3 separate regions of the Homo sapiens genome follow, and regions 2 and 3 are each linked to region 1. A link is an interaction called in ENCODE POLR2A ChIA-PET data of the cell type or tissue named here. Cell type or tissue: PC-9. All regions are shown on one strand.

The links. Peaks named below come from ENCODE experiments on the same cell type or tissue, not always from the same donor. Only the 100,000 strongest peaks of a DNase experiment are listed, where the experiment ranks them.
Region 2: POLR2A ChIA-PET joins it to region 1 with 8 read pairs; 1 of 35 experiments calls an interaction of 5 or more read pairs at or near these places.
Region 3: POLR2A ChIA-PET joins it to region 1 with 7 read pairs; 3 of 35 experiments call an interaction of 5 or more read pairs at or near these places.

What each region holds. Positions count from the first base shown.
Region 1 is chr1:45,554,881-45,559,880 of GRCh38, reverse strand. All of the region lies in intron 1 of AKR1A1 (aldo-keto reductase family 1 member A1), which reads right to left. Among named protein-coding and RNA genes, the nearest start is that of AKR1A1, 6.6 kb to the right of the region's middle. RefSeq lists enhancers at 2,338-3,083, 3,084-3,830. In PC-9, no CTCF peak of the experiment used is centred here; DNase peaks (open chromatin) are centred at 2,270 and 2,972.
Region 2 is chr1:46,165,060-46,170,059 of GRCh38, reverse strand. The region is part of intron 1 of P3R3URF-PIK3R3 (P3R3URF-PIK3R3 readthrough); the gene reads left to right. It also overlaps a transcript of PIK3R3 not described here. Among named protein-coding and RNA genes, the nearest start is that of TSPAN1, 7.5 kb to the left of the region's middle. RefSeq lists an enhancer at 2,978-3,047. In PC-9, no CTCF peak of the experiment used is centred here; no DNase peak of the experiment used is centred here; H3K27ac peaks cover 510 bases.
Region 3 is chr1:45,044,793-45,049,792 of GRCh38, reverse strand. All of the region lies in intron 5 of ZSWIM5 (zinc finger SWIM-type containing 5), which reads left to right. Among named protein-coding and RNA genes, the nearest start is that of UROD, 35 kb to the right of the region's middle. In PC-9, no CTCF peak of the experiment used is centred here; no DNase peak of the experiment used is centred here.

The sequences.
Region 1 (5,000 bases):
GGTCAAGAGATCGAGACCAGCCCTGGTCAACATAGCGAAACCCCGTCTCTACTAAAAATAGAAAAATTAGCCGGGCATGGTGGCGGGTGCCTATAATCCCAGCTACTTACTTGGGAGGCTGAGGCAGGAGAATTGCTTGAACCCGGGAGGCGGAGGTTGCAGTGAGCTGAGATCATGCCACTGCACTCCAGCCTGGGTGACAGAGGGAGACTCCGTCTCAAAAAAAAAAAAAAAAAAAAAAAAAAAGAAAAGAAAAGAGAAAAGAAGTGGCAAAACCAAGGATCTAAGGAGGAGCTAATGGAAAAAAGGCAAATAAACACAGACCTATAAAAAGATACTCATGGTAGACACAAGTATGATGTACTACAGAAAAGGGCAAGGACAAAGAAATATTGACACTGGTTTTTAAGAATTCCCAAGAGTTAAGGGGAAGAACTCTTTCCAGGAAAGGAAACTATACACATGACTTCAGTGCAGCAGAAAAGTAACTAATTACAGATACAAGTAAATTTCCAACCAAACAAAGCAGGTAACTGGAGCCTCCCCCTCTGGAAAGCTATGCAAATAAGAGGTCACCAAATGGCCCAAGAATACTCGTTTTGTCAGTAAATTGAATGTTCCAACTCTTGTGCTAAACCCAAGAGAAAAATGTATTTAAATATTTAAACTGCCTTCCTTCAGTTTATGGTCTTGTAATGGGAACAGGTGATATCAGTACACTGTGATAAGAGCTTTGATCAAATTCTGCACAAGAGCTGCACAAGGGTGGCAAGAAAAGGGTAACCTTGCTAGGATGGCTTCTTGGAGGAATCTCTTCCTGAGTCAAGTCCTAAAGAATAACTGAACAGGAGCTATTCAAGTGAAAGAAAAGGAGAGAGAATGTTCACACCAAGAGCCAATGAGGTAGATACAACCTTTTCCCTTGATCTCATCAGTACCATGAATATCACTCTTGGGATTGATTTAATTGCCAACAATATCTTTATAAATATAATCTTAGTTTCCAGGTTCTAAAAGGATGTAGGATAGAGCAAGTAATAAGACAAGCTGTGGCCAGGAGTGGTGGCTCACACCTGTAATCCTAGCACTCTGGAAGGCCGATGCGACGGATCACCTGAGGTCAGGGTATTACCAGCCTGGCCAACATGGCGAAACCCCATCTTTACTGAAAATACAAAAATTAGGCCGGGTTTGGTGGCTTACACCTGTAATCCCAGCACTTTGGGAGGCCGAGGAGGGCAGATCACGAGGTCAGGAGTTCGAGACCAGCCTGACCAACATGGTGAAACCCCGTCTCTCCTAAAAATACAAAAATTAGCCGGGCATGGTGGCACATGCCTGTGGTCCCAGATACTCAGAAGGCTGAGACAGGAGGAATCGCTTGAACTCGGGAGGTGGAGGTTGCAGTGAGCCGAGATTGAGCCACTGCACTCCGGCTTGGGTGACAGAGCAAGACTCCATCTCAAAAAAAAAAAAAAAAAAAAATTAGCTGGGCGTGGTGGCACATGCCTGTAATCTCAGCTACTTGGGAGGCCAAGACATGAGAATCACCTGAACCCGGGAGGCGGAGGTTGCAGTGAGCTGATATAGTGCCACTGCACTCCAGTCTGGGTAACAGAGCGAGACCCTGTCTCAAAAAATAATAATAATAATAAGACAAGTTGAGGCTGGGTACAGTGGCTAACGTCTGTAACCCCAGCACTTTGGGAGGCCGAGGCAGGCAGATCACTTAAGACTTGAGGTCAGGAGTTCGAGACCAGCCTGGCCAACAAGGCGAAACCCCCTCTCTACTAAAAATACAAAAATTAGCTGGACATGGTGGTGCACACCTTAATCCCAGCTACTCGGGTGGCTGAGGCAGGAGAATCGCTTGAACCCAGGAGGCAGAGGTTGCAGTGAGCTGAGATCATGCCACTGCACTCCAGCCTGGGATACAGAGTGAGGCTCCATCTCAAAAAAAAAAAAAAAGACAAGTTGTGAGTAAAGCCAGTACACCAACACTGTCTTTCCTAATACTTCTGACCCAGGAAGAATTTTATAGTCTAGTTTAAGTTGGTTTTGGAAACCACTCTTTTCTGCTAAAACAAAATCAAAACTTCAATCTGAGTGTCAAACCACAAGCTACCAGGGCAATGCTCTTTATAATCAAATTTCCAAGGGATCAAGCAAGCAAGTCTGGACTTGACAAGAGGAACCTGGTGGCCTGCTGCCACCAGGGTCTAAGGCAGGTTTCCTGGGCTTAATGCCCAATGACCTGTTGGCCTCTCGCAGATTACCCAGCACGCATGAGAAGGCTCTGAAATTACACCTGGGGTGAGAGCTTGAACAACACCCTGGCTTAAGGGGAAAAGGAAGAAGAAACCTGAATCTTGCTTCTCCCTTTCTTTTGCTGGTGAAACTGAACACCGAAAAGGCTGAGGCTTGGGGAACAGGGATGAAAGATGGAGGAGATCTGCAAAGAACAAGAGCTCCCTAGGGAAGAATGAAGGTGCCACATAGATGTTTTTCTCTAGGACAGAAAATCATCCTCGGCCAGCTCTTGACTTCCTCATCTTCTGCTTGATACAACTGCTTTCCAGCCTAGCTGTGCGTGAACAGATTCCAGACTCTGAGCTTGTCAGGAACTGCCTATCTGGACCTTTGGCAGCATTCAGAAACCCTCATGTTATCTTTTTTATTTTTATTTTTTTGAGATAGAGTTTCATTCTTGTCACCCAGGCTGGGGTGCAATGGCGCGATCTTGGCTCACTGCAACCTCCACCTCCTGGGTTCAAGCGATTCTCCTGCCTCAGCCTCCCCAGTAGCTGGGATTACAGGCATGTGCCACCACGCCCAGCTAATTTTTGTATTATTAGTAGAGACAGGGTTTCACCATGTTGGCCAGGCTGGTCTTGAACTCCTGACCTCAGGTGATCCACCAGTCTCAGCTTTTCAAAGTGCTGGGATTACAGGCATGAGTCACTGTGCCCAGCCTATCTTTTACTTTATTTATTTATTTTGTTTGAGATGGAGTTTCACTCTTCTTGCCCAGGCTGGAGGGCAATGACGCAATCTTGGCTCACCACAACCTCCACCTCCCAGGTTCAAGCGATTCTCCTGCCTCAGCCTCCCGAGTAGCTGGGACTACAGGCGCCCGCCACCACGCTCGGCTAATTTTTGTATTTTTAGTACAGACGGGGTTTCACTGTATTGGCCAGGCTGGTCTCGAACTCCTGACCTTGTGATCCACCCACCTCGGCCTCCCAAAGTGCTGGGATTACAGGCGTGAGCCACTGCGCCCGGCTATCCTTTTTTTCTTTTAAGACGGAGTCTTGCTCCGTCACCCAGGCTGGAGTACAGTGGCACGATCTTGGCTCACTGCAACCTCCACTTCCCAGGTTCAAGTGATTCTCTTGCCTCAGACTCCAGAGTAGCTGGGATTACAGGCGCCCACCACCACACCTGGCTAATTTTTTGTATTTTTAGTAGAGACGGGGTTTCACCATGTTGGGTAGGCTTGTCTCAAACTCCTGACCTCAAGCAATCCACCCACCTCGGCCCAATGTGCTGGGATTACAGGCGCGAGCCGCCGCGCCCGGCGGAAACCTTCATGTTATATTCAAGTGTAAAAGAGAGATGTGTGGGTTGAGTGGGGAGGAGGGTATTATCAGGAATCAGGTTTTATTATTTCCAATTCAATGCCTAGGTTCCTTCCCTCTGTTGAATTCTTTCTTTCTCAAAGGGCTCTACAGTTGCTGCCTGGCTGCAGGGAAGTAGAAGACACAGGAAAAAAAGGAAACAATATCTACATGAGTGTTTCCTAGCTGCATGGGCCTCTCCTCTGGCTCCCACATATGCTGGTGTGGGAGGCAAAGGAAAGGTCCCTTCAGGGTTTTCTCCTCAATCTTCTCATTCCCTAGTTGAGTTCATGTCTTCGGTTATCGCCTTAGGCCTTGATTCTTCTCACCCCACTTCTGTATATTCAACGCCCTCTGGACCTCTCCACTAGTATGTATAGGCATCTGAGATTCGCCATGTCCAAAACTGTACTCATCAAATCCAGCAGTAGAGTACAGAGGAAACAGTTTAGGCTGTGGGGCTACGCAGACCTGGGTTTGAATCTCAGTTCTGATATTTTCAAGAGATACTATATCTAAAGCACCTTGCACAGGGCCTAACCCATGCTCTTCTTTCTGTATAGTCATCCCGTGGTATCCACAGGAGATTGGTTCCAGGACCCCTTCAGATACCAAAATCCTGGGATGCTCCAGTCCCTTATATAAAATGGCATAGTATTTGCATAAACCTAAGTACATCTTCCTGTATATTTTAATCAACTCTAAATACTTATAATTCCTAATACAATATAAATGCTAAATGCTAGGTAAATAGGTGTTATAATTTTTTTTTTTTTTAGACACAGTTTCACTCTTGTTGCCCAGGCTGGAATGCAACGGCGCAATGTCGGCTCACCGCAACCTCCGCCTCCTGGGTTCAAGTGATTCTCCTGCCTCAGACTCCCGAGTAGCTGGGATTACAGGCATGCGCCACCACGCCTGGCTAATTTTGTATTTTTAGTAGAGACAGGGTTTCTCCATGTTGGTCAGGCTGGTCTCGAACTCCCGACCTCAGGTGATCCACCCACCTTGGCCTCCCAAAATGCTGGGATTACAGGCGTGAGCTACCACGCCCGGCCTATACTGTATTTTTTTATTTGAATTTTTAAAGTTGGTTTTTGTTCCCAAGTATTTTTGATTCTAGGTTGAATCCGCAGATGCACAACTTGTGGATAGAGTGTTGACTTTGTACTCTATCTCACCAAAAGACCAAAGCCCTGGATAACAAGTGTTAAAGCAAACCAGACAACATGTTGATAGTATAATCCATTTGGGCCTTAAAAAAAAACATCTGGTTGCGTGTGGTGGCTCATGCCTGTTAATCCCAGCACTTTGGGAGGCTGAGGCAAGCAGATTGCTTGAGTCCAGGAGTTCGAGACCAGCCTGGGGGACATGGCAAAACTT
Region 2 (5,000 bases), 610 kb before region 1:
AGCCACATGATGCACACCGAAGCCACTCCATGTGGTGGGGTTCAGAGCTCCCAGCAAGGCCCTGATAGAGGACCCTGTGGAGAGCACCTGGGTGGGGTTGTGCCTAGGGGGGCTGATCATCTCTATAGAAGGAGCCAATCTTGAGGCAAAATTTGTATGGGGACCCTTGTCCAATCTTTGGGGCTGGTTATTCAGCAAACAACAAAGGTATTTACCTAGCACTTCTGGGAAACTACTGCAAACTCAGGAACCCAGAAGGAGCAGTTCCAAAGACAGGCAAATGCCAGGCCCTGCTGGGCATGGGAAATGGGGCAATGTCAGCTGAAGGTCTTCTTGCTCAGCTGTCTGTCCTTGGATTCAGCTCAATACCTCAGCCCTGACCTCTACTCACACGCCCATTTGCCTCCCTCTCCTTGCTTGCCTGCTGTTCTACCTACTTATACCTGCTGTGTGAACTTTGGCAAGTTCTATCCCATCTCTGGGCCTCAAATCTCCTTTGCTGTCTTTTGAAGTCTAAAATTGTGTTTAAGTGCAGCTTTTAGGATTGTATATTCCTGCTTTTGTCCAGAGAAGTTTTAGCTTCAGGTATCTCCATTCCCAGCTTCCAGAAAAAGTATCAGGCAGCTTCAGGGGAGAATGCAGGGAATAGGGAATAAAAATAATGCCCACATTTGACATCCTAAATGTGTCAATGCCTATGATGGGTGTTTTCATAAATCTTACGCCCACAACCACCACTCTTTGTGTATAAATCATTGCTCCCATTTTATAGATGAAGGAACAGAGGTCCAGGGAGGGTAGATAAGATGCCTAAGATCATCCAGCTAGGGAGTAACAGAACTGGAATCTCAACTAAGTCTGTCTAAATCTGAGGGCTGTGGTTTCAGATTAGCATTACTCCATGAGGCTTCAATAGGTAAAATGTAAGTCCATGGATGAGAGTTTCAGGAAGAAGTGGTCCATGCAGCCCTGAGAGGCAGTGAGTTCCATTCGTAAGTGCAATAGGGGCTGACAGCTTTTTGTGCTGTGAAAAAAGCTGAACCAAGGTTCCTTCTATTTGGGAACTCTGGGTAGTCTCAGCTCAGATTGGAGATAGCTGGGCTGAACTGGGGGTGAGGAGGTTGGAGTGGAGAGTGGAATGGTCCTGAACTGGTCTTCAGGGAGTTGAGGGGCTATGCCACTGTTCCTGGAGATAGTGTGTGTGTGTTGAGGAGGGGGTGTAAAGGGGGCTTCTTCACTTTCTGGGATGTGCCAGTTCACCCTCCCCACCATCCCCAGCTGGAGCTAGTTGTCAGGCCTCCAGAGCCAGGGGCAGGGGGACTTTCCAGCTGGGATAGCATCATGATGTGTTGACACCAGATTCACTGCCTTGAGGTTCCCAGCAATCTTGCACAATTGCCTCAGTTAACTGATCCAAGGGAGGTGGGAGGATTTCAGATCCCCTGATTCCAGCCCGGCTCTGCCCTGCCCAAGGTTGGGTTATGATAAGGAGGCTGGGTAATCCAGCCACTGGCTGATAGGGTCACTGGCTCATAGGGTCAGGGCTGGAGGCAGCCCTGGGGGTCATCTCATTTAGCTCCCTCACTGGAAGGGTGAAGGAGTCTGAGGTCCAGAGAGGGAACAGGCCCTTCCAAGGGTCACACAGAACCACTGCTGTCCCCAACACTCCCCTTGGCACCAAGGACACAGAACTGAATCAGTCGTGGTCCTTGTTCTTGAGAGCTTGCACCCTAATGGAGAAAACAGACTAGCAGACACACCAAGAAAAATGTCAGGGCTAAAAGAGAGGCTTGGACTTAGTATACTAAGAGCTTAGAGAAGTAGGGACACAGACCTCCTAGAGGCTCCACAGAAGATAGCATAGGTATTTTTTTTTAAATTTAATTTAATTTAATTAATTTATTTTTTTGAGATGGAGTCTCGCTCTGTCGCCCTGGTTGGAGTGCAGTGGTGTGATCTAGGCTCACTGCAACTTCCGCCTCCCAGATTCAAGTGCATGCGTCAGCCTCCCAAGTAGCTGAGGTTACAAGCATGCGCCACCACACACAGCTAATTTTGGTATTTTTAGTAGAGACAGGGTTTCACCATGTTGGCCAGGCTGGTCTCAAACTCCTGATTTCAAGTGATCTGCTGTCCTCAGCCTCCCAAAGTGCTGGGATTACAGGCATGAGTCACTGCACCCGGCCACAGGTAGTTTTTAAATTGGGCTTAAAGAATGGGCAAAATTTTAGCTAATGCAAAGGGGAAAGAACTTTCTTGATTGAGAAACAGCGTGAGTGGAAGCCCAGAGCGGGCACTGATTGGCCGTGTGAGATGACTGAAGGGCAGCAGTATAGCCAGGGCCAGGACTTGAGGTCAGGATGCCTGTGCTCTGTGAGCACACAGTAGTCACCAAGGTGCAGGCCTCAGGGATATGAGGACCCCAGAAGGAGCAGGTAGGGGGAACCTGGTGAGACTACAGCTGGGAGATTCTTAACAGTAGAGGTGGGGGCTGTTATACTCACCACCTCCAGGCTGGCAGTTTCCTTTAATCCAAGACACACATACACACAAAGCCTTTACCCTTATCTCCCTCCACGAGAACCCAGGCCCACCTCGAGATCTGGCCTAGAGGAGGAGGCTGCTCCTCACCTAGCTAGCTGCGCCTCCACCCAGGTTTCAAGGCCAGGGTGCACACCCCCTCCTTGCAGTAGCTTCCTCCCCACTGCCCCATTTCCCATCCCCCCACACCCTCGTCTCTGGACCAGGAAGGGATGGGGACATCCAGAGCTTCGGAGCTTTGGCAGCAGCTAGCCTTCTCGCGGCTGCTGTGATGCAAATCCGCTCCGGATTTATTCGCGGGGCGTTCTTTCCGTAAAGCGAGGCGCACCCGGCGCCAGCGCTTGGCTGGAAGTGCCTTTCCTGGCCCTGACCCAAGGTCGCCAGGGCCCAGAATTGGGGGTGCCTTCCCCGCTAGAGTCCCGCAGCTAGGGTCCTGGGCGCGCGGGTGGGAGCGAAGCAGGTAGTCGCGGGGTGGGGCTATAATTAACCGCGCCGGGCGCGGAGTCAGGAAAAGGAAGCCAAGATCTTGAAGGACCTCCTGAGCCTGGTTGAACGCAGCTAGAAGTGCGGGGTCTGGGGAGCTCCTTAAACAGGCTGGACCCTGGTCTCGAGGTCTGAGCCTGGGTTTTGGTAAAGAAAATTTGAAGGTTTGAGGCTGGCAAGCATGTTTAAGGTTGGGGGCGTGGGGTGGAGGATGTAGAATCCACGTCCCCTATCCGGAAAGCGGCTCCATTGTCTTGCTTGTCCCTGTCTAAACGCAGTTTGGACACGACTAGCGAATTCGACCGATTACTGTTCTCATCCTCGAGGTACCCTCGCAAGGAAGCGAAGTGGGCTCACTAGCAGTTACTACTCAAGGGCCTGACAGCCTGAAGCTTCTGGGGACCGGAAGGAGGGGTGGGGGAAGGGCATGCCGAACTAGGGGTGTGCTGTGTACTTCCAGAGGCTCCAGCTTCAGAAAAGAGAACTGCAGTTTGTGGTGTAAAAAGCTTGTATGACCTGGCCAGGTGTGGTGGCTCACGCCTCCCAGCACTTTGGGAGGCAGAGGCGGGCAGATCACTTGAGGCCAGGAGTTGGAGAACAGCCCGGCCAACATGGTGAAACCCCGTCTCTACTAAAAATACAAAAATTAGCCAGGCATGGAGGCGCACACCTGTAATCCCAACTACTCGGGGGCTGAAGCACAAGAGTCGCTTGAACCTGGGAGGCTGAGGTTGCACTGAGCCAAGATCATGTCACTGCACTCCAGCCTGGGCGACAGAGCGAGACTCTGTCTCAGAAAAAAAAAGAAAAGAAAAGAAAAGAAAAGAAAAAAGCCTATAAGCATAGGAATAGACAGATGGTATTATTGAGTGCCTATGCATACCAGATGAAGTGTGTTCACCAAATTGACCAAAAAAAGAGTGCTTCTTATTTTTTCTTGGTACCTTCATAATAAAAGGACAGGCCGGGCACGGTGGCTCACGCCTGTAATCCCAGCACTTTGGGAGGCCGAGGCGGGCGAATCACGAGGTCAGGAGATCGAGACCATCCTGGCTAACACAGGTGAAACCCCGTCTCTACTAAAAAAAATACAAAAAATTAGCCGGGTGCGGTGGCGGGCGCCTGTAGTCCCAGCTACTCGGGAGGCTGAGGCAGGAGAATGGGTGAACCCAGGAGGCGGAGCTTACAGTGAGCCGAGATCGCGCCACTGCACTCCAACCTGGGCTACAGAGTGAGACTCAGTCTCAAAAAAAAAAAAAAAAAAAAAAAAAAAAAAAAAAAAAAGGACAAAGCAGCAGTTTAAATTAAAAATAAACAAATAAATAGACCTGGGTTTCAACACTGCTGAACCACTTACGGTTTGGCCCTGGAAAATTTGCTTCAACTTCTCCAAGCCTCAGTTTTCTTATCTGTAAAGTAAGAATAATAGGGGCCAGGCGCAGTGGCTCACGCTTGTAATCCCAGCACTTTGGGAGGCTGAGAACGGCGGATCATCTGAGGTCGGGAGTTCGAGACCAGCCTGACCAACATGGAGTAAACCCCGTCTCTACTAAAAATACAAAATTAGCCAGGCATGGTGGCACATGCCTGTAATCCCAGCTACGCAGGAGGCTGAGGCAGGAGAATCACTTGAACCTGGGAGGGGGAAGTTGTGGTGAGCCGAGATCACACCATTGCATTCCAGCCTGGGCAACAAGAGTGAAACTCCATCTCAAAAAAAAAAAAAAAAAGAAGAAGAAGAATAGAAATACCTAGGTGTTGTGAGGGTTGAGTTAAGGCATCAGAGGTGTTTGAATAGTGCTCCCTAAATGGCAGCAATAAGAACACATAGCCTAGTTTGGGGGTATGTGTGGCAAACTGGGGAGCAAAAAGTCTTCTGGAAGAGTAGAAATCTGAGCTAAATCTCAAAATATGAGTAGGAGCTGGTCTGGGGGAAACAAAGGGAGGAAGTTACTCGGGAGACTGAGACGGGAAGA
Region 3 (5,000 bases), 510 kb after region 1:
GCCCAGGCTGGAGTGCAGTACTGCGATCTCGGCTCACTGCAACCTCTGCCTCCCAGGTTCAAGCAATTCTGCTGCCTCAGCTTCCCGAGTAGTTGGGACTACAGGCGTGGGCCACCACACCTGGCTAATTTTTGTATATTTAGTAGATACAGGGTTTCACCATATTGGCCAGGCTGGTGTCAAACTCCTCAAGTGATCTGCCCGTCTTGGCCTCCCAAAGTGCTAGTATTACAGGCATGAGCCACCGCGACCAGCCTGGTCTGGCAGTTTCTTCCTTGTCATAATATATTGGTTCTTTGTTGTTGTTAGCTCTCCTTTGAAGATGTTGCTGCTTCTAAAGCCTTCTCAGATTGATATCAATGACATCAATCAGGATGTGATTGATACCTCTCTCACATCCCTTTACCTTTGGGGCTGGAGAAGCAGTTGATTCCTGCCTATTCTTCATAGTCATTTCTACATAATTCTTCCTACCTTCTTAAAATACCCCCAGGTTTAAGTTTCTGCCATCAAACTATACTGTCTGCCACCATCCTGGTTTTTGTCATCTGTAGACCTCTGGGTCAATCCCTCTCAGTCCTTGAAGATTTTTAGCTATTGGCTTAGTAATACTACTTTCTATCACTATTCTGATCATAATTCTTTTTTTAATTTCTTTTTTTGAGACTGGGTCTCACTGTGTCACCCACGCTAGAGTGAAGTGGCGTGATCTCGTCTCACTGCAACTTCTGTCTCCCAGGCTTCAGTGATCCTCCCATCTCAGCCTCCCGAGTAGTTGGGACTACAGGCGCAAGCCACCACTCACAGCCAAATATTTTTTGTGAGTGTATTTTTTGTAGAGACAGGGTTTCGTCATGTTGCCCAGGCTAGTCTCGAACTCCTGAGCTGAAGCAATCCTCCTGCCTTGGCCTCCCAAAGTGCTGGGATTATAGGCATGAGCCACCATGCTGATTCCTATCATAATTCTTGATGACTTCAGTAGCCACATAGATGACCCTTCCAATACCCTGGCCTCTCAATTATTTGATCTCCTCTTTTCCAGTAGTCTCATCCTCTACCATAACTTAGCCATTCAACCTCAAAATCATACCCTAAACCTTGACATTACCAAAAACTACACCCTCTTCATAATCTCAATTTCATGCATCACCAGTTACCACCATCAATCTTGCTAGCTTCTTTTCTTTAGTATCCCAGTTTCAATAATTCTTTTACCCACTAGGAATTTTTGTCTTACTGTGTAAGACAAAATGTGTTTTCACTCTGATAGCCTCATTTTCCTCCTCATCCACGTTAGAGTCCTTGGTAACTCATTACAATCACTCCTTTGCATACACACTTAACTCCCTCTTTGTCTTTGATACACTGATGGAAAAACTCTAAACTTAGTTCATTCCAGCTCTAATTACTTGGTACACTTGCACAGCTGAATATGGCTGGAGAGAAACAACCATGCCGGGCACAGTGGTTCCTGCCTATAATCCCAGTACTTTGGGAGACCAAGGCTGGCAGAACCCTTGAACTCAGGAGTTCGAGACCAGCCTGGGCAACATGGTGAAATCCTGTCTCTACAAAAAATACAAAAATTAGCCAGGTATCGTGGATTGCTTGAGCCCAGGAGGTCAAGGCTTCAATGAGCCACGGTCATGCCACTGCACTCCAGCCTGGGCAACAAAATGAGACCCTGTCTCAAAAAAAAAAAAAAAAAAAGAGAAAAGAAAAGGAAAGAAAGAAAGAAAGAAAGAAAGAAAGAAAGAAACAACCATAATAACTGGTCTTATTTTAAGTTTATGACCACTCATTTCAAGTGGGTCCTCAGTACTTTCTAGACATCTAGTACATTTCCCTAGTCTGTGCCATCTTTCACTCTTATAAATTACTATTTCACACCATCTTTTTCCTAAAATTTTCTGTACTTCCTCTCCTTCCTCAGTTTCAACTGAGGCTTGCTTCCTGTTTACTAAAAATAAAGAAGCAATCAGAAGAGAATTTCCAAAACTCCACCACCACATCTGGTGGTGATGGGTCAAAAGAAATACTGTTCTAGAAGGTCAGAGAATTACTGTCTTTGCCCATCTACTCTGCCTCTTCCCCTGTTGCAGTCTATGCTTCTAAATCCAAGCCCTCCAGTTGTTCTCAAGATCCTATTACATCACTTTTATCTAGGACATCACTCTAGGAATTAACAAGAAATTATTTCCTCTCTCTCCTGCATCTCCAATTTTTCACTCTCCATGAATTATTCTTGAGTGTACAAGCATATTGTTATATTTCCCATACCAAAACAAAACAAAAAACACTCTCATGACTCCACGTGCCTCTCTGGGTGGTAGAAATGGGTGGTAGAGTTAGGAAAAATCATTAAAAAGAATAGTACAGATTTGCCATCTCCATTTCTTCTGTTCTTAGTCTCCCTTGAATTCACTCCAAGTCAGGCTTTCAATCCCTACCATTACTGAAACAGCTCTTGTACCGGTTACTTATGCTAACTGTTGCTAAATCTAGTAGTTGTTACTAATGCTAACTGTTGCTAAATCTAGTAGTTGTTCTCAACTGATACTTGACCTATCCGCAGTATTTGACACATTAGTCACACTCTCCTTGAAACTTTGTCATTTGACTTCCAAGAAACCATTCTCTCTCGGTTCTCAGTTCATTGACCGTTCCTTCGAAGTGTCTTTACTGTCTCTACCCCATTTCCCAATCTAAAATGCCATAGTGCCCAGGGATCTGTCATCAGACCACCTCTCTTTCTTTTTTTTTTTTTTTTTTTTTGAGACAGAGTTCGTTGCCCAGGCTGGAGTGCACTGGTGTGGTCTTGGCTCACCACAACCTCTGCCTCCCAGGTTCAAGCGATTCTCCTGCCTCAGCCTCCCGAGTAGCTGGGATTACAGGTGCCCACCACCACGCCTGACTAATTTTTGTATTTTCAGTAGAGATGGGGTTTCACTATGTTAGCCTGGCTGGTCTCGAACTCTTGACCTTCTGATCCGCTCACCTCTGCCTCTCAAAGTGCTGGGATTACAGGAATGAGCCACCGCGCCTGGCTACCACCTCTCTTTCTATACTTCTTTGTTGATTGCATTGTTTTAGTAATCATTTACATACTAACAGCTCATATATGTGTATACACACACACACACACACACACACACACATATCTTGCCCAGACCTTTCCTCTCAACTCTAGATATGTATATTTAACTGCCTTTTTGATATCTCCATTTATCTGTTAACAGGCATCTCAGTAGGATTCCTACCCCTCAAGCCCCACGCAAACCTGCTCCTCTTGCAGTCTTCCTGTCTCCATATATGGCAACTCTCTTAAAAACCTTGGAGTCATTCTTAATTCTTTACTCTCTCTCACCCCAGCTGTAATCCATGAGCAAATCCAATATATTGCCTTTATCTTTGAAATATATCCAGAATCCAACTACTGCTCATCATCTCCACTCTTTATTTCTCTGCCAACTACCATCATCTCTCAAAAATTATTGTAGTGCCCACCTGACTTCTCCCTCTTCTTCTGCCCTTCCACCTTATAACCTATTCTCAGTACTGCTGCCAGAGTTATCCTTTTAAAATGCAAGTCCCATCATATACCTTCACAGCTCAAAGCTCTTCAGTGGCCTCTCATCTTTCTCAAAAACCCAAAGTCATCTTTTTCTCATGGTCTACATGGCCCTCCATGATCTAGTTCTCTAATATGTCTCTGACCTCATCTCCTGTGATTCTCCTGCTTGCTCATTCCATCCAACTATACTGGCCTCCTCACTCTTCTCAAACACTCCAAATATACTTCTACCTTAGGACTTAGTGCTTGCGGTTCCTTTTGCCTGGAGACCATTCTATATATGAATAAAACAATAACCCCCTGCCTAACACCAGCTTGCTTTTCTCCCTAACTCTGCTTTATACTTTTTCATAGCACTCTTAACTGTACGACATATCTGATATACTATATATTTACTTAACTGTCTCTCCCTAGTTGAATGTAAAGGTCCATAAAGACAGGAACTTTGTATGTCCTAAACACTAAGAACAGTACCTACTGTATAGTAGGCAGAAATTATTTGCTGATTTAATCAATTTAAAAATATATTGGGAGCCCAGTACCCACTGTGGGTTGAGCAGACCGGTGGATTCTCAGTTCAGCAGTAGAGGAGCTTAGATTCCAGCCAGTAGAAGAGTCATTGTGCTTTCTGTGAGGGACAACATGAAGGAGAAGCAATTTCAGTAAATACTGTCAGTGCTACTCTAATGATAATATCCTTCAACCATCTGAGCCTGTACCCAATGGGATGTATTAAATTCTAAAGAAATGACCAGATTCCAAGGACTTTTCCCGAATGGTTGAATATGTTAAGTTCTTTCATATTCAGTATGAATTCTCTGACATTCCCTCATAATTTTTTTGCACAGAATCAGTAGGTACACACCTCATTTGGGCATCTCTGGAAATGTCCGTACAGTATAATACTTCAGTTCTTGATCCCAAAATAGTTTAAATTGCCATTAATCTGGCAAAGCATCAGTTAAATGACTCCCTCATGGTTTCTTATTACCTTAAATATCATTTCCATGATCCTCCCTAAGTCTGTGGTTTGTGGCAAGATATCTTCCATTTGGTCCTCCTACATACCACCCTTAAGAGTTGAGCCTACATTTTTGTCTGCAGTTTTGGTTTCCCTGCAGCCCTTTTCCTGAAGGGAGATGGCATGGTAAGATAAGACTCCAGTGAGAAAACAAGTTTGTCTTTTATTAGCATCAGTTTTTTCTTTTTCTTTTTTCTGAGGCATGATCTTGCTTTGTTACTCAGGCTGGAGACCAGTGGCATGATCTCGGCTCACTGTGGCCTCAACCTCCTGGGCTCAAGTGATCCTCCTGACTCAGCCCCTCTGAATAGCTGGGAATACAGGCCACGCCACCATGCCCGGCTAATCTATATATATATATTTATATATATATATTTATATATATATATATATTTATATATATAT